Linked DNA regions of Homo sapiens: region 2 is linked to region 1. Evidence: chromatin loops called from intact Hi-C (ENCODE). Cell type or tissue: mammary epithelial cell. All regions are shown on one strand. Each heading gives the region's core, and the rest is flanking DNA. Links, peaks and the distances in the headings are about the cores only. Region 1 overlaps LOC105370034 (a long non-coding RNA gene). Region 2 overlaps KDM2B (lysine demethylase 2B).

Region 1 (11,374 bases), core at 1,598-9,597:
TCTCTGCTCACTGCAACCTCTGCCTCCCGGGTTCAAGTGATTCTCCTGCCTCAGCCTCCCGAGTAGCTAGGATTACAGGTATGCATCACCATGCCCGGCTAATTTTTGTATTTTTTGTAGAGACGGGGTTTCACCATGTTGGCCAGGCTGGTCTTGAACTCCTGACCTCAGGTGAGCCACCCACCTTGGCCTCCCAAAGTGCTGGGATTACAGGCATGAGCCACTGAGCCTGGCCTTTTTATTTTTCTTCTATTTTTTTTTTTATAGACAATATCTTGCTTTGTACCCAGGCTAGAGTGCAGCAGCGCAATCAGAGCTCACTGCAGCCTTGAACTCCTGGGCTCAAGAGATTATCTTGCCTCAGCCTCCTCAGTAGCTGGGACTGCAGGGACACACCACCACACTTCGCTACTTTTTTTTTTTTTTTTTTTTTTGGAGACAGGTTTCACTATTTTGCCTAGGCCGGTCTCGAACTCCTGGCCTCAAGTCTCCTCCCCGCCTTAGCCTCTCAAAGTGCTAGGATTACAAGTGCCAGCCACCACACCAGGCAGATCCATTATTTGCCCTTCTCCTGCTGTGCTTTGTTTGGCAGGGATGCTGCCTCCTGCCTCTGGGCAGTGACTTCCCCGCAGTGACTTCTGGCTGCATTCAGCCAATGGCAGATGCTGGGGTCTTTCCCTCTTTCTCTGCTTCAGGGAGTGTCTCTGGCAGAAAGTGCACCTGGTTTCATCTCTTGCTGCCCAGGTCTGGCCTGTGGGCTCTGTGAGCACTTCTTCCCTTCGCCTCTCCAGCCCTAGGTATCATCTTTTCTCCTGCTGCTCTTTCTATCCATCCAACACTGTTATCACTATGAAGAAATTCTTTTTGTGGAACTACTTGGCACGTGATTTGGGTTTTCTACCAAGACTCTGACTGCTAGAGTAGTGTGGTCAGGTGTCCCATAACACCAAAAATATATGTCCCTGGTAAGATTGCTGCCCAGTTGGTGCAGGTGACCCGAGACTGCAGCCAACACTGCTGGTGCCCACCTTGGTCCCTTTAGGTCCTTCCTACCAGTTCTGTGTGCTGACCCCAGGTTTCTTTTTCTTTCTTTCTTTCTTTTTTTTTCTTTCTTTTTTTTTTTTTTTGAGACAGAGTCTCATTCTGTCGCCCTGGCTGGAGTACAATGGCGCGATCTCAGCTCACTGCAACCTCTGCCTCCTGGGTTGAAGCGATTCTTGTGCCTCAGCCTCCTGAGTGACTGGGATTACAAGCGCTCACCACCACGCCCGGGTAATTTTTGTATTTTTAGTATAGACAGGGTTTCACCATGTTGGCCAGGCTGGTCTCAAACTCCTGACCTCAGGTGATCCACCTGCCTCGGCCTCCCACAGTGCTGGGATTACCGGTGTGAGCCACTGTGCCTGGCCTGACCCCCTGGTTTCTAAGTACTTTGGTTCTTTCACCTCCAGTTCTTCAGACGACGGTCCCTGAGTTACTGAAGCCACTTCACCTGTTTGGGCAGACAGCTGGGAGTGCCCAGAGCTGACACCCTCCAGGTGACCCACAGGTAACGGCTGACCCACGCTGGAGTGTAGGAGCCTTGCTTCAAGACCACACAGACTTTGAGGTGATGTTTTTCCTTTTTTTCTTTTTGGTGATTTCTTATTTTGGTAATATATACATAACATTAAAGTTACCATTTTATTTTTGTCCCAACTACAAACTTATATTTTAAATATTTTTAAGTGCACACTTTAGGGGCATTAAGTACATTGACATTGTCCTACAACCATCACCTCCATCCATCTCCAGAACTTTTTCATCTTGCCAAACAAACATTCAGCCCCATTCAACACTAACTCTTGTTCCCCTTCCCTTTCCTCAGCCCCTGGCACTCACCATTCTGCTTTTTTTTTTTTTTTTTTTTTTTTTTCTGAGACAGAGTTTCACTCTTGTTGCCCACGCTGGAGTACAATGGCGCCGTCTCCGCTCACTGTAACCTCTGCCTCCCAGGTTCAAGCCTTTCTCCTGCCTCAGCCTCCTGGGTAGCTGGGATTACAGGCAACCACCACCACGCCCAGCCAATTTTTGTATTTTTAGTAGAGATGGGGTTTCACCATGTTGGCCAGCCTGGTCTTGAACTTCTGACCTCGGGTGATCTACCTGCCTCGGCCTCCCAAAGTGCTGTGATAAGAGGCATAAGTCACTGCTCCTGGCCAGTGCTTTTTTTAAAAAAAACAGTCAGATCTCATGAGAACTCACTCTCCCGATGACAGCACCAAAAGGGATGGTATTAAACCATGAGAAACCTCTCCCATGATCCACTCACCTCCCAGCAGGCCCCACCTCCAGCATTGGGGATTACATTTCAATATAAGATTTGGGAAGGGACGCAGATCCAAACCATATCATAGAAGTAGGGTCTCATTCTGTCGCCCAGGCTGGAATGTAGTGGCATGAACATGGCTCACTGCAGCCTCAAACTCCTGGGCTCAAGTGATCTTCCTGCCTTGGCCTCCCAATAGCAGGGATTACAGGCACACACCACCACACCCATCTAATTATCTTATTTTTTGTAGAGATAGGGGGTCTCACTATGTTGCCCAGGATAGTCTCAAACTCCTGGGCTCAAACGACCCTCCCGCCTGGGCCTCTCAAAGTGCTGGGATTACTTTGAGAGGGCATGAGCCCCTGCACCTGGCCTTATTGCATCATCTATATTTAATTCATTGGGTGCACCTTTCTCTCTCCCAGTAGACTGTAATTGATGGATAGAAAACTTCCTCAGTGTATCTTCCTGCCTTATACAAGGTTCTTTGGTTGCCAGTAGAGAAAGCATTTCATATTACCCCAAAAGGGAAATTTATTACAAGGATGTTAAGAGTCTTTCGTGGAGTCTAATAACAGGAAATTCAGCTGGAGTTTACAAGGAACTGGACTCCAGCGTTGGACACCTGTCTACAGCAAAGCCTCCTCTCTCTCTCTCTCTCTCTCTCTCTCTCCCCCTCCCCGCCTCAGTCTTTCTGGTTCTGTGAATCAGCTTTCTCATGGTGGGAAGCAGCTGCCCCTTTTATCACCTCAGTTCCAATCCCTCAAACAAACTTACTGGCTGTTTCTGAATTCCAATCCCCAAACCCTGATTGGCCCAGCTGGGTCTGGAGTCGGCCCCTGGCCAGTCATGCTGCTGCCACTGTGGTTCTTTTTATGAAATTTTCCTCTCCTCCTTAGGTACCTAGCCAGCAGCCCAGGCCCATCTTCAACCCGGTACAAACTGTCTCTTGCCTGTTGGCCTGTCCAGAGCCACCCTGCCACTCGTTGAGGGGTGCCTCATGACTTGGAACCTTCTCTTCCTTGACCAGCCTAAGACACAGCCCCAAGCCTCAGTCCCAGCATGGCAAAGAGCTCATTCGCAGCCCCTAATCAGACCCTGGCTCAGAGGAAGCCAGGACCGCCCCATCGAGAAGAATCTGGGCCAAATTAGGGCTCATCTGCATCTGCAGGCCAGCCGGAAGGGCAGGTTACACAAATCTATGAGATTATTCTCCCTATGGGGTCAGAGTTGGGTAACATTATTCACAACACCTGAGTAGGTGGTTCAGGCTGGCCCCTCCCAGATACTGACATGCCAAGAGCATTAGGCCTGGGGGGCTCCTGTCCCAAATACCCTTCGGGTAATCACTTCCAGATCTGAGTGGCAAGGATATGGCTGAGCGCCATATTCAAGGATCTTGTTTACAGCTTTGGGTGAGAGGAGTTGCCCTGTATAGTCTGGGGCAAGAGGGACTCCCCTCAACACCCACAGATAAATGTCCCCTCAATCAGCAAGGCATGGTCTTGTTGACCCTCTTCTGGGCACAGACCTTTAGCTTTCTTCCTGGATGTTCAGCCTTGGCAGGGAGTCCTGAGATTTGTTTTTTTTTTTTTTTCTTTTACAGAGTCTCGCTCTGTCACCCAGGCTGGAGTGCAGTGATGCGATCTTGGCTCACTGCAACCTCCACCTCCTGGGTTAAAGTGATTCTTGTACCTCGGCCTCTCAAGTAGCTGGGACTACGGGCACTGCCACCATGCCCGGCTAATTTTGTATTTTTAGTAGAGACGGTTTCACCACGTTGGCCAGCCCGGTCTCCAACTCCTGACCTCAAGTGATCCGCCCACCTCGGTCTCCCAAAGTGCTGGGATTACAGGCATGGGCCATAGCACATAATAGACAAAAGGTGGACACCATCCAGATATCCATCAATAGATGAGCAGATAAACAGAATGCGCTCTGTTCATGCCATGGAATCCTATTTGGCTATAAAAAGGAATGAAGTTCTTTTTTTTTTTTTTTTTGGGATGGAGTCTCGCTTTGTCACCCAGGCTGGAATGCAGTGGCACCATCTCGGCTCACTGCAAGCTCCACCTCCCAGGTTCACACCATTCTCCTGCTTCAGCCTCCAGAGTAGCTGGGACTACAGGCGCCCGCCACCATGTCTGGCTAATTTTTTGTATTTTTTTTTAGTAGGGATGGGGTTTCACTGTGTTAGGCAGGATGGTCTCGATCTCCTGACCTCGTGATCCGCCAGCCTCAGCCTCCCAAAGTGCTGGGATTACAGGCGTGAGCCACCGCGCCCAGCTTTTTTTTTTTTTTCTAAGACAGAATCTCACTCTCTCGCCCTTGCTGAAGTGCAGTGGTGCAATCTCGGCTCACTGCAACCTTCTCTTACCAGGTTCAAGAGATTCTCCCACTTCAGGCTCCAGAGTAGCTGGGATTACAGGCGTGTGCCACAACACCTGGCTAATTTTGTATTTTTACTAGAGACGAGGTTTCACTATGTTGGCCAGGCTGGTCTCGAACTCCTAACCTTAAGTGATCTGCCCAACTTGGCCTCCCAAAGTGCTGAGATTACAGGCGTGAGCCACTGCACCCGGCCTAGGAATGAAATTCTGATAGGTGCTACAAAATGGTGAACCGTAAAAATGTAATGCTGGCGGCCGGGCGCGGTGGCTCACACCTGTGATCCCGCACTTTGGGAGGCCGAGGCAGGTGGATCACCTGAGGTCAGGAGTTTGAGACCAGCCTGGCCAACATGGTGAAACCCCATGTCTACTAAAAATACAAAAACTTAGCTGGGTGTCGTGGTGGACGCCTGTAATCCCAGGTACTCGGGAGGCTGAGGCGGGAGAATCTCTTGAACCCAGGAGGCAGAGGTTGCACAGTGAGCTGAGATCGCATCACTGCACTCCAGCCTGGGCAACAAGAGCAAAACTCCGACTCAAAAAAAGAAAAAAAAAGCCCATAATGCTAAGTGGAAGTGTATAAATGCTAAAAGGACACACAGTATGTGATTCCATTCATTTGAAATGTCTGAGATAGGCAAAGGCACAGAGACAGACGGTAGATTAGTGCTTGCCAGGGACTGGAGAGGGAAGTGATAGCTAAGGACTACAGGGTTTCTTTTGAAAATGTTCTTAATTTCACGGTGCTGATAGTTGCATAAGTCTGTGGACACACTAAAAACCATTGGACTGTACACTTATTTATTTATTTATTTATTTTGAAAATGTTCTCAATTTCACCATTCTGATAGTTGCAGAAGTCTGTGGACACACTAAAAGCCATTGAATTGTACACTTTATTTATTTATTTATTTATTTTGAAAATGTTCTCAATTTCACCGTGCTGATAGTTGCATAAGTCTGTGGACACACTAAAAACCATTGAATTGTACACTTATTTATTTATTTTGAAAATGTTCTCAATTTCACCGTGCTGATAGTTGCATAAGTCTGTGGACACACTAAAAACTATTGAATTGTACACTTCATTTATTTATTTATTTATTTAAGATGGAGTCTCACTCTGTCGTCCAGGCTGGAGTGCAGTGGCACGATCTAGGCTCAAGCGATTCTCCTGCCTCAGCCTCCCGAGTAGCTGGGATTACAGGCGCCTGCCACCATGCCCAGCTAATTTTTGTATTTTCAGTAGAGACGGGGTTTCACCGCATTGGCCAGGCTGGTCTCAAACTCCTGACCTTGTGATCAGCACGCCTCAGCCTCCCAAAGTGCTGGGATTACAGGTGTAAGCCACCGTGCCTGGCCAGAATTCACTCATTTAAAGTGTACAGCTGGGAACGGTGGCTCAGGCCTGTAATCCAGCACTTTGGAAGGCTAAGGTGGGCGGATCACCTGAGGTCAGGAGTTTGAGACCAGCCTGACCAACATGGAGAAACCCCGTCTCTACTAAAAATACAAAATTAGCCGGGCTTGATGGTGCATACCTGTAATCCCAGCTACTCCGGAGGCTAAGGCAGGAGAATCGCTTGAACCTGGGAGGCGGAGGTTGCAGTGAGCCAAGATCACGCCATTGCACTCCAGCCTGGGCAACAAGAGCGACACTCCGTCTCAAAAAAAAAAAAAGAAAAAAGAAAAAAAAGAAAAAGTCTCTCATGCAGAATGAGCGCCCTCTAGGGGCTGTCAGGTGTCCAGAGCGAGTCACAGACCACTTTTTTTTTTTTTTTGAGATTTCTGCTAAATTGAAAACCAGGTAAATGTCAAAAGAAGGTAACATAGAATGGGCTAAATTTTGTTTAACTTTTTATGGAAGTGTAAAGTGCATATAGAAAAGTGGGGCAGGCATGGTGGCTCACCCCTGTAATCCCAACACTTTGGGAGGCCCAAGTAGGAGGATTGCTTAAGGTCAGATCAGACCAGCCTGGGCAACATAGTGAGACCCCCATCTCAAAAAAAATTAAAAAAATTTAAAAATAGCTGGATGTGGTAGTGCATGCCTGTAGTCTCAGCTACTCAGGAGGTTGAGGCGAGATCACTTGAGCCCAGGAGGTCGAGAGGTCGAGGCTTCAGTGAGTGGTGATCCCACCACTGCACTTCAGCCTTGGTGACAGAGCAAGACCCTGTCTCAAAAAAAAAAAAAAAGGGGGGGGGCCAGGAGCGGTGGCTCACACCTGTAATCCCAACACTTTCAGAGGCCAATGCAGATAGATTGCTTGAGACCAGGCATTTGAGACCAACCTGGGCAACATGGCTAAATCTCGTCTCTACAAAAAAATTTTTTTAATTAGCTGGGCAATGTGGTGCATGCCTATGGTCCCACCTACTCCAGAGGCTGAGGTGGGAGGATCACCCAAGGCCCAGGAAGTGAAGGTTGCAGTGACCAGTAATCATGCCTATGCATACCAGCCTGGGTGGCAAAGTGAGACCCTGTCTCAAAAAAAAAAAAAAGTGGAAATATCATCAGTGTATACCTTGATAAATTTTCACAAACTGAACACAGCATTTTGTCAAAACCAATAGTCTCTGGGACCATCTCTCTCCGGAACAATGCCAAAAGTCTAAATTCGAGTCCTTCTATATGTGTGAGGACACTCCTGAGTTGACTTTGTAGGCCCCTTTTTTTGTCTCCTTTTTCCCCTTATTTTTCCAAAGGAAAATGAGGTGCCATCTGGGCCGGGCACGGTGGCTCATGCCTGTAATCCCAGCACTTTGGGAGGCCGAGGTGGGAGGATCACGAGGTCAGGAGTTCGAGACCAGCCTGGCCAATATGGTGAAACCCCGTCTCTACTAAAAATACAAAAATTAGCTGGGCGTGGTGGCCAGCGCCTGTAGTCCCAGCTACTCCGGAGGCTGAGGCAGGAGAATCGCTTGAACCCGGGAGGCGGAGGTTGCAGTGAGCCGATATTGTGCCACTGCACTCCAGCCTGGGCGACAGAATGAGGCTACGTCTCAAAAAAAAAAAAAAAGAAAAAAGAAAATGAGGTGTCATCAATGAGGTGGCTATTTTTGTTTGTTTATTTATTTATTTATGTATTTATATTATTATTTTTAGAGACAGGGGCTCACTCTGTTGCCCAGGGTGGAGTAAAGTGGCCTGATCATACCTCACTGCAGCTTTGAACTCCTGCCTCAGCCTCCCTTGTATTTATTTATTTATTTATTTATTTGTGAGGCAGAGTCTCACTTTGTCACCCAGGCTGGAGTGCAGCGGTGTACTCATGGCTTACTGCAGCCTCAACCTCCTGGGCTCAAGTGATCCTCTCACCTCAGCCTCCCAAGGAACTGGGACCACAGGTGTGTACCACCACACTCGGTTAACTTTTGTATTTTTTGTAGAGACCAGGTTTCGTTGTGTTGCCCAGGCTGGTCTCGATCTCGTAGGCTAGAGTGATCCTCCTGCCTCAGCCTCCCAAAGTGCTGAGATTACAAGTGTGAGCCACTGTGCCTGTCCCCTCCCTTGTATTTGAATTTAAATTTAAGTTAGATAAAATTAAAAATTCCTCAGTCACAGTAGCCGCGTTCCAAGTGCTTTGTGGACACATGCTGGACTATATGGGACAGACATATGCAGACATTGTGGCACCCTCGCCAGTTCTACTGGACAGAGCTGCTCTAGGGATGAGTTTTCACTGTAGCCTCAATCCCTTCTTTGGAGAGTTTCCTTTTGCTTCTCTCTCTCCCCCTAACCCTCTTTCTCCAGAAAAAAAAAGGGTCAGGCTGGATGTGGTGGCTACGCCTATAATCCCAGCACTCTGGCCTGCCTGGTCTCGGCCTCTCAAAGTGTGACTTGAGGTCAGGAGTTCAAGACCAGCCTGGCCAATATGGTGAAACCTCGTCTCTAATAAAAATACAAAAATTAGCTGGGCATGGTGGCAGGCACCTGTAATCCCAGCTACTCCAGAGGCTGAGGCAGGAGAATTGCTTGAACCCAGGAGGCAGAGGTTGCAGTGAGCCGAGATCGCGCCATTGCACTCCAGCCTGGGCAACAGAGCAAGGCTCCGTTTCAAAAAAAAAAAAAAAAAAAGGTCAACAACATGCTCTGTCAAAACCTAACATCATGTCTGCAGGGATAAGCCAGTGAAAATTACAGTGTTAGAAAATAGTTGTTAGGCAAAGAAATAAAGCTAATAAATCATCCCAAGGAAAAATGCATGGCCTCACTAGAATTAAATAAATGAAAATTAAAATAACCCTGCCATACCATTACATACTGTCTAGACTAGGAAAAATGTGTAAAAATGATGGCCTGCGATATTGGAAAAAGAGACACCATTACACATGGCTAGCCATCCTCGCAATTAGGTAAATCTTCCTGAAGAACCATCTGGAACTGTTACAGGAACTATAAAACCATTTTCTGACTGAATAATTCCACTTAATGACTATTTGTTCAACATATATAGCTGGCATGAGGCACAGTACTTGGCACTTCACATACTTTTTTTTGTTTTTTGGTTTTTTTTGAGACGGAGTCTCGCTCTGTCGCCCAGGCTGGAGTGCAGTGGCGCGATCTCAGCTCACTGCAAACGCCGCCTCCTGGGTTCAAGAGATTCTCCTGCCTCAGCTTCCTGACTTCACACACACTTTTTAAAGAATTTACTTTTTGCAACAATCCTGTGAGATTGGTAGGTATCCTGATCTTTGTTTTAAAAAGAAGCAAACTGTCCAGGCGCAGTGGCTCACCGCTGTAATCCCAGCACTTTGGGAGGCTGAGGTAGGAGGATCACTTGGGTCAGGAGTTCAAGACCAGCCTGGCCAACACAGCAAACCCGGTCTCTACTAAAAATACAAAAATTAGCTGGGCGTGGTGGCTGAGGCAGGTGGATCACTTGAGGTCAGGAGTTCGAGACCAGTCTGGCCAACATAGTGGAACCTCGTCTCTACTAAAAATACAAAAATTAGCTTGGTGTGGTGGTGCACACCTGTAATCCCAGCTACTCAGGAGGCTGAGGCAGGAGAATTGCTTGAACCTGGGAGGTGGAGGTTGCAATGAGCCAAGATCGTGCCACTGCACGCCAGTCTGGGCAACAGAGTGAGACCCTGTCTCAAACAATAAAATAAAAATAAATAAATAAAAAGCAGGCAACTGTTAGGTTCCCAGAAGTTAGGTGACATATCCACAGTAAAAGAGCAAGGAAGTGAAAGAGCCAAAATTCAGTCGCAGGCCTCTTAACCTGGGAAGACCGGCCCAGAACCCCACATTGCCTCCCATTCCAGAGAATTGCCTTCAGTCAGGTCATCCCAGTGCTTTGAGAGGCCAAGGCAGGAAAATCGCTTGAGGCCAGGAGTTCCAGTCTAGCTTGGGCAACAAGACCATGTCTCTATATAGTCCTCGCTACTTGGGAGGCTGAGGTAGGACGATTGCTCGAGCCCATGAATTAGAGGCTGCAGTGAGCTACGCACTCCAGCCTGGGAGACACAGTGAGACACAATCTTAAAAGAAAAAAAGAAAAGAAAAAAGCCAGATGTGGTGATGCGCACCTGTAGTACAGCTACTCGGGAGGGTGAGGTAGGATCGCTTGAGCCCAGGAGATGGAGGCTGCAGTGAGTTATGATCTCGCCACTGTATTCTAGCCTGGATGGCAGAGTGAGACCCCGTCTCTTAAAAAATAATAATAAATAAAAATAATTTTAAAGAGAGGCTGGGGCCGGGCACGGTGGCTCACGCCTGTAATCCCAGCACTTTGGGAGGCCGAGGCGGGCAGATCATGAGGTCAGGAGTTTGAGACCAGCCTGGCCAACATGGTGAAAACCCGTCTCTAGTTAAAAATACAAAAAAATTAGCCAGGTGTGGTGGCGGGTGTCTGTAATGCCAGCTACTCGGGAGGCTGAGGTAGGAGAGAATCGCTTGAACCCGGGAGGCGGAGGTTGCAGGGAGCCCAGATCGCGTCATTGCATGCCAGCCTGGGCAACAAGAATGAAACTTTGTCTCAAAAAAAAAAAAAAAAAAGAGAGAGAGAATTGCCACCAAAGAAAGGAATAGTACACTGGGATGGAGGAATAAATTTATGCAAAAATATACATATGAACGTAATTATTACATATTATTACAGGAGAAAAATTGTAAAATGCACACAGCAATGTAAGTTTGGTTTACACATAGTAGGTGCTCAATAAATGCTTAATATAAAAAAGCAATTCGGTTGTATCTACAGCTAACAATATACTATATGGTACACTTTAAAAATACTCTCATGTCAAGTATTTTTACCACAATAAAATAAAATAAAATTATTTTAAAAACCCCAAACCAAAAAATCCATAATTCGGAGGAATTCTGGCCCTTTAAAAGCCAGAGGCTGGTTAAGAGAGAAAGGCGGGTCCTGGAGCTGGTGTAATAAGCTCTTTGCCTTATTTAAATGAGCATGCGTGAAGGTCGCCCCGGTGCCTGAGTCACGTTCCTGTACTCAATGCGCCTGCGCTTCCTGAAGCCAGACTGGGCCCTCGGCTCCGCCCGCCTATTTAAGTGGGCGGAGACAGTCGCGTGAGTTCAGTGGACCCACAATCTCCCGCGCAATTAACCAGACCCGCCCCTTTACACATGCGCATACGTCAGCAGTTGACAGTTGCTGAAGGACCCCTGGAGTTGGGCCTGCGCTCTGGACGCTCCTGCCGGAAG
Region 2 (8,000 bases), core at 1-8,000, 190 kb before region 1:
CCCAGGTGAAGCTGATGCCACCAGCCTGGGGACTGGTCCTCATTACAGCACACGGCCTTCCTGGGAAATTACAGGACCCTGAGTAGGTGGCAATACACGACAGCCATTATTGCCAGCCTCCTCCGCCTCAACTGCACAGCATCAGCTTCATGACTGCGGGCCGACAGGACTGAGAGCGGGGCAGGGACCCGCCGGAAGCACTCGGGGCCTCTCTCACTGAATCACGTGCCTCTCCTTCAGGGAAAGGCTGTGTGTCACTCCGGAGGGACCCCAGACGGAGCAGGCCTCTGGGATGGAACGGACCAACTTCGGAGGAAAGGGGAGAGAGACAAAGCAGAAGCAAAGGTCACAAGGCATCGAGGGTGTGTTGCTTCCTCCTGTGGCTCCTGTGTGGCCCCAAAATGTCCCCGTAAGGAAGCTGATCCAACAGCTACTGATGAGGACTGTCTCCATGCCCCCATCAGGGTGCTTGTCCTCCACACTCCAGCCTCTCTGCTCCCATACTCCAGAAAAATTGCCAATAATTGAAATTCAAGTGGCAGCCTGGTTTGGCCACTAGAGATAATGGATGAAGAAGCTGGCAGGGTCCACAGGCTGGCTTGCTAGCCAGAGGCAGTCATGGCTGGGTCCTCCGTCCTTCCTCAGTTTCTTCCTCTGGGAATAAACCAGCAAGCCAGCCAGTAGCCATGTCTGGCAGCTGAGCCAGGGGTCAGCTCACTAATAAGGCCGAGGTCAGAGGCTGGGCCTCAAATAAGCTCCGTTCCTTCACCCAGCCTGTAAGGTCACAGACAGGCCCCCACCATCCTGCCCGTTGGTCATAAAAGGAAGCAGCCAGAGTGTAGACAGATCAAAACAAATCCTACACCACTCGTGGAAACAGCCAGTCGGGTGGATGGTGATAGATGGTGGCTCAGTAGCATCTTGGATATGAAGGACACCGCATCAGAAATGACCTCACAGCACCTAATCAGTTCCAGAAAAGGGCTTTGTTCTCCTGGAGGCAAGGTGGGAGATCAAAGCATTTCTTGCTAATCATCACTTAGCATTAATTACTTGTTAGGTAACCCGACCCAGATCAAATACCACTCCCTACCTCGCATCCTGAGGGCCTCAGTGAGCACCCTTGATCTTTCACCCCAACCTGCATCCAATGGGAGGAAGCTGCAACCTGGGAACCCAGAGACCCCGGGCAGCCCAGGCAGTCAGTCGTTTAGTTACTTCTTCCTTTCCTGTTAACTTTTTAACCCCACCAGCCAGGAAATGCATAAACATAGCAGGGGCCTCCCTCCCCACTCTCCCCGCCACATATCACTGGTTCCTCACTGTGCAATGACAGAAACCTGCACATCTGGGGTCCAACGCCTTTCTTCTCCTAAGGAAGTGGCCCGAGAGGCACTGCTGCACCTCTCCGAGCTCTGTGCTTCCTCAACTGCACTGGGGCGATAACACCCTCCATCTCCCAGCCTCATGGGAAGGGTAAAGTCAAATAGACAAACTGCATCTGGAAGCTGCTGTGTATACTGGGGAGTGCCCAGGAGTTTCAGCTGAGCTGGTGGTCATTTATTTTCAGGGCTCGGTGGTGGACCTGGGGTATTCATTCTTCTTCTGCTTCACACCATTTTGTGGCTCTGAAGTTATTTACTTCCTTATTTTTAAAATATTTATTTATGACCGGGCATGGTGGCTCACGCCTTTAATTCCAGCACTTTGGGAGGCCGAGGTGGGCACATCACCTAAGGTCAGGAGTTCAAGATCAGCCTGGCCAACATGGTGAAACCCCGTCTCTACTAAAAATACAAAAAATTTGCCGGGCGTGGTGGTACGCGCCTGTAATCCCAGCTATTCGGGAGGCTGAGGCAAGAGCATCACTTGAACCCAGGAAGCGGAGGTGGCAGTGAGCCGAGATTGCACCACTGCACTCCAGCCTGGTGACAAGAGCAAGATTCCATCTCAAAAAAAAAAAAAAAAAAAGTACACCTGAAGAAGATAATCAAAGAATTATGCAGAAGAGCACTGCTCAATAGAAATAACAGAAGGTAAGTCAGGCACTGTGGCTCACGCCTGTAATCACAACACTTTGGGAGACCGAGGCAGGCGGCTTGCTTGAGCTCAGGAGTTCAGCCTTGGCAACATGGCAAAACCTCATCTCTACCAAAACTACAAAAAACTAGCCAGGCGTGATGGCATGTGCCTGTGGTCCCAGCTACTCGGGAGGCTAAGATGGGAGGATCGCTTGATCCAGGGAGGCAGAGGTTGCAGTGACCTATGATTGCACCACTGCACTCCAGCCTGGGCAACAGAGTTAAGACTCTGTGTAAATAAATAAATAAAAGAAATAGAAGGTGAGCCACATAGGTACTTTTGAGTTTTTTTGTTGCCACATTTGAAAAGGTAAAAAGAAACAATGAAATTCATCGGAATAATCCATTTTGTTTCAACAATATATCAAAAATATAGTCATTTCAACTACAGTTGCCAGATTTAGCAAATAAAACTATAGTGCATCCCCAGGCTGAAGTGCAGTGGCGCCATCTCAGCTCACTGCAACCTCCACCTCCCAGGTTCAAGCAATTCTCTTGCCTCAGCCTCCTGAGTAGCTGGGATTACAGGCGCGTGCCACCATGCCCAGTTAATTTTTGTATTTTTAGTAGAGACGGAGTTTCGCCATGTTGGCCAGGCTAGTCTCGAACTCCTGACCTCAAGTGATCTGCCCACCTTGGCCTCTCAAAGTACTGGGATTACAGGCGAGAGCCACTGCACCAGGCCTGTAATAAGTGTTTGAAATTGACCAGACTGCCCAACATGGCAAAACTCTGTCTCTACTAAAAATACAAAAAATTAGCTGGGCATGGTGGCGGGTGCCTGTAATCCCAGCTACTCAGGAGACTGAGGCAGGAGAATCGCTTGAACTCCGGAGGCGGAGGATGCAGTGAGCCGAGATCACGCCACTGCACTCCAGCCTGGGTGACAAGAGCAAAACTCCGTCTCAAAAAAAAAAGAAAAAAAAAGAAAAAGAAAAGTGTTTGAAATCTGTTACAGCATACTTTTTTCTTTCTTTCTCCTTTTTGTTTTGAGACAGGGTCTCAATCTGTTGCCCAGACTGAAGTGCAGTGGTGCAATCACAGCTCACTGCAGCCTCAAGCTCCTGGGCTCAAGCGATCCTCCTGCTTAAGCCTCCCAAATAGCTGGGACTACAGGCATGCACTATCATGCCTGGCTTTTTTTTTTTTTTTTTTTTTTTTTTTTGGTAGAGATGAGTTCTCATTATGTTACCCAGGTTGATCTTGAACTCCTGGGCTCAGGTGATCCTCCCCCCTCAGCTTCTGGAGTAGCTGGAACAACAGGCATAAGCCACCATGCCTGGCTTCAGTGTTTTTTACAATAGCCAAAAAAAACCCCAAAAAAATCAGAAATTAACAAAATACCTCTTGGGGCTACTGAAGTCACAAATAATATTTAGAGTGCACTAACCTCAGGTCAGCCCTTGTCTGAAGGGTTTTGCATGCCTTATCTCATTTAGTTCTGACAACCACTGAAGAAAGTCTTGGTATAACCCATCTTTATAATCAAGGAAAGTAAGGCTCAGGACACTATGTAACTTGTCCAAGGAAGTAGTGAAGCTGCGTGGAGGCAGACGGATGGTACAGAGATGACCTGATACATATGTATCCCACCTAGGACCGCCTTTGGAAGGGTGCTCACCAAAACTGTTTTCTCTGGATGGTGGACTTTGAGGTGAGCACTGGATGAAAATTTGGCCTCTGCTGCCAAACTGACCGATCTTTGTGTACTTGGCTGTCCTAACGGGTGACTTGACCTTTTCAAGCCTCAGTTTCCTCATCTGTAAAATGACAGTCACAACTGTCTACCCCACAGAGTTGCTGAAGCGTAAATAAGATAAGGGCTGTGGAGGTCCAGACAACAAACTGCTCCTACAAAGTCCTCAACAATACAGCCATTATTCCTCTTCCTCATGTCCTGGTCCTTTCCCGTTTGATTAGACATTTTTTTTTTATTTTATTTTATTTTATTTTTTGAGATAGAGTCTCACTTTGTAGCCCAGACTGGAGTGCAGTGGTGCAGTCTCTGATCACTGCAACCTCCACCTCCCAGGTTCAAGTGATTCTCCTGCCTCAGCCTCCCAAGTAGCTGGGACCACATGTGTGCACCACCATGCTCGCATTTTTTGTATTTTTAGTAGAGACGGGGTTTTGCCATGTTGGCCAGGCTGGTCTCGAACTCCTGACCTCAGGTGATCCACCCGCCTAGACTTCCCAAAATGCTGAGATTATGGCGTGAGCCACCGCGCTCGACCGATTAGACATTTTTATGTTGAGCATCAACCAGTTTTACACACTGAGAAAAAGTTCCTTTCAAAAGAGGAGAAGACAGCCCATGAAGCAATTAAAGGAAAAGGGAAAAGGAAGGGAAGAAGCAAGGGAGTGAGGGAAGGAGAGACAGAAAATCCACCTAACCACAGGGAAAGGCGAGGTGTCAGCACCCCCCAGTTTTCCAAGTGACCACCAGGCGGCACTGTTCGCAGTTCCCACAGCTAGGTAAAGCAACCCCCTTTTAAAAACAAAAACATGGAACAAATCACCAAAATCCTTCATCTTAACTGCGGTGCCTTCATCTCAGGAGGCCCCATAGCTACCCAAAAAGTCGCGGCTGTTCACCCTACAGGAGGTGGGAAGGAGGTGGGAAGCGGCCGCCCGCTGCAGGCAGGCTGCGTCTTACCTTTGGAGTCTTCTTTGGCCAAGTCACCACAGGGACCCCAGTGATGGCCAGACTAGGGTCATCATCTGCGTGCTCCTTCAGGACGTTCTGTGGCCAAACAAAGCATCCATATTAGCCCAGGGGGAAGGGGAGGTCTCTGAAGACAGCTGAACAGCAGACATAGTCCAGCAAGGATCACACTCCACAAAGTCAGCGCCTGGCCATTGACTCCACCACCACCCACACATTCAATAGAAACCAAGTCACTAGGGTCCCCTGGGGCCCACGAAACACACAACGTTCCCCTCTGCCCTCTACAAAATTTCTTTAACAAAGCAAATCACATACCTCCCTGTGACTTCCACGTATGTATCACCCATGATCACAGTTATGACATCTAGCACTTGTCCAGAGCGTCGGGGACTCACACACAAACTTTTTCTTTTTTTTTTTTTTTTGAGACAGAATCTTGCTCTGTCACCCAGGCCGGAGTGCAGTTGTATAATCATAGCTCACTACATCCTTGACCACCTGGATCAAGTGATCCTCATGCCTTAGCCTCCTAAGTAGCTGAGACCACAGGTGCATGGCACCCTCCCTGGCTAAATTTTTTTTTTTTTTTTAGACAAAGTCTTACTCTGTCACCCAGGCTGGAGTTCAGTGGCGCAATCTGGGCTCAAGCAACTTCTGCCTCTTGGGTTCAAGCGATTTCCCTGCCCCAGCCTCCCGAGTAGCTGTGAATGCAGGTGTGCACCACCACGCTGGGCTAATTTTTGTATTTTTAGTACAGACAGGATTTTGCCATGTTGGCCAGGCTAGTCTCCAACTCCTGACCTCAAGTGACCCACCTGCCTTGGCCTCCCAAAGTGCTGGGATTACAGGCGTGAGCCAACACGCCCAGCCATAATTTTTAAATTTTTTTGTGCAGACAGGGTATATGCCATGTTGCCCAAGCTTGTCTCAAACTCCTGGCCTCGAGGAATCCTCCCTCCTTAGCCTACCAAAATGCTGGGATTACAGGGGTAAGCCACTGTGCCTCATTTAATTCCTACCAAGCACTCTGGGAGGGCTGGGCGGTGGCACTACGGATCCTCTAATGTTCACAAATTTAACTACGTACTCAGCGAAGCAAACAAAACCAACCTCCAGACCTTGATGCCTTCATAGAGCCATGACTCCGTCCTTTAGTCAGCTTGCTACATGTACCCTAACCCTGCTGTGTGACGACGTGTAAATGTTTTTTGCAACATGGGCCCTAAATACAAGAAGATGCTTGATCTGGTCTGACTGAGGATGGAGTCACGTGGCCAAATTGTGGCAGAAAAATGGGCTGCGTTGGACGGACTGCCAGGCTGCTTGGCGATCTCCCACGAGGCACACTGTGTTCACTCTCGGTGAGCAGTTTGAAGGTTCTTCAAAGGGAATTCTCACTCTGCCAGACTTTGGCCTTGTGTGGCTGGACTTTAGAACATCATCCAGGTATAAAATGCTACCCAGCTGAATTATCTAACAGCTAACTTACAGGGGAGGTTACCAAGGCCCAGAAAGGCTCACAGGATTTTAGTGCTACCCCAAACTATGAAGACAGACCCCCAGAACCCCACTCTCTGGCACCAGACTTTCTGCCCCAGGACCACCCACATAGGGTTTTTTTTGGCTACATCCACACATCCACAGCACCCCACAAAAAAATGTGTTTAAGCACACACAGAACTATCACTGGCCCATTCTGATCCTGGACCACGGATTGTTGAATTGTACAAAAACATTTTTTCCGGACATTTAAGAACAGAGTAAATCATACAGAAGCACTGAGCAGGAAGAGCAGAAGCGCTCAGGAGACAAATGAAGGTGAAGATTATTTTAATTCACCTTTCCTAATTCACTTCACTAGAAATGACTCCAGCTTACTTCCAGTTTACTCTGCTCATTGTCCTTTTTTTTTTTTTTTTTTTTTGAGACAGGGTGTGACTGTCACCCAGGCTGGAGTGCAGGGGCACAATCTCAGCTCACTGTAGCCTCAAACTCCTGGGCTCAAGTGATCCTCCCACCTCAGCCTCCTCAGTAGCCGGGACTACAAGTGCGTAACACCAAGCCCAGCTAATTGTATTATTTGTACAGATGGGTTCTCACCATGTTGCACAGGCTGGTCTTGAATTTCTGGGCTCAAGCAAAACACCTGCCTCAGCCCCCCAAAGTGCTGGGAGTGCGGATGTGAGCCCCCCAAAGTGCTGGGATTGCGAGTGTGAGCCTCCCAAAGTGCTGGGATTGCAGGTGTGAGCCCCCCAAAGTGCTGGGATTATAGGTGTGAGCCCCCCAAAGTGCTGGGATTGCAGGTGTGAGCCCCCCAAAGTGCTGGGATTATAGGTGTGAGCCTCCCAAAGTTCTGGGATTGCAGGTGTGAGCCACTGCACGCCTATCATACTTTCCTGATCATAATTTGCTTGCATGATTTTTCTTTTTTTTTTTTTGAGTGATTTTTCAAGATGTGGCTGTTAACCTGAAGAACTTCCTCCTTAGCCCACAGGAAACAGCAAACAGCACAGTGGTCAAGAATGTTGGCTCTAGAACTGGCTCCAGGGGTTTAAATCCCAGCCCCGGCACATACAGCTTCCCCAAAGTCCCATAGTCAATGTCAATGATTTGTAAATGCTATTTATAAAGTGTCTTTATTCACTGCTATATCCTCAAAGCCTCACATAATGACTAACCTAGAGTAAGCTTCCAATAAACAAAGTTGGGTTTTGTTTGTTTGTTTGTTTTTTGAGATGGAGTGTTACTCTGTCACCCAGGCTGGAGTGCAGTGGCACCATCTTGGTTCACTGCAACCTCTGCCTCCCAGGTTCAAGCGAGTCTCCTGCCTCAGCCTCCTGAGTAGCTAGGATTACAGGCGTGTGCCACCACCCCTGGCTAATTTTTGTTATTTTTAGTAGAGACAGGGTTTCACCATGTTGGCCAGGCTGGTCTCAAACTCCTAGCCTCAAGTGATCCACCCGCCTCGGCCTCCCAAAGTGCTGGGATTACAGGTGTGAGCCACCGCACCTGGCCCCAGAGTTTTTATAAAATAAAGCCACAAATACTAAAAGAGGGACAGTCTACAAAATGCCTGAACAGATCTCCTCAAAACTGTCAAGGTCATCAAAACAAGGAAAGTCTAAGAAACTATGGCAGCTAAGAGAAGACTGATGAGACTAAATGTAATATTGTACCTTGGGTGGGATCCTAGAACAGAAAAAAAAGTAAAAATGGTTTAACTCTGGCCAGTTGCGGTGGCTCACGCCTGT

The links. Hi-C counts contacts between places; a loop is a spot of excess contacts. Peaks named below come from ENCODE experiments on the same cell type or tissue, not always from the same donor. Only the 100,000 strongest peaks of a DNase experiment are listed, where the experiment ranks them.
Region 2: it touches region 1 in a loop (11-fold over the local background); 93 of 110 quality-filtered maps call a loop at or near these places.

Annotation. Positions count from the first base shown.
Region 1 is chr12:121,675,811-121,687,184 of GRCh38, forward strand. All of the region lies in intron 1 of LOC105370034 (a long non-coding RNA gene), which reads left to right. Among named protein-coding and RNA genes, the nearest start is that of MORN3, 12 kb to the left of the region's middle. RefSeq lists an enhancer at 11,158-11,374. In mammary epithelial cell, for the core only: a CTCF peak has its summit at 6,431 (motif pointing left); no DNase peak of the experiment used is centred there.
Region 2 is chr12:121,489,842-121,497,841 of GRCh38, forward strand. KDM2B (lysine demethylase 2B) reads right to left here. Exons shown (of 23, transcript NM_032590.5): 12 at 4,738-4,824. Among named protein-coding and RNA genes, the nearest start is that of MIR7107, 49 kb to the left of the region's middle. RefSeq lists an enhancer at 561-1,274. In mammary epithelial cell, for the core only: a CTCF peak has its summit at 4,526 (motif pointing right); no DNase peak of the experiment used is centred there.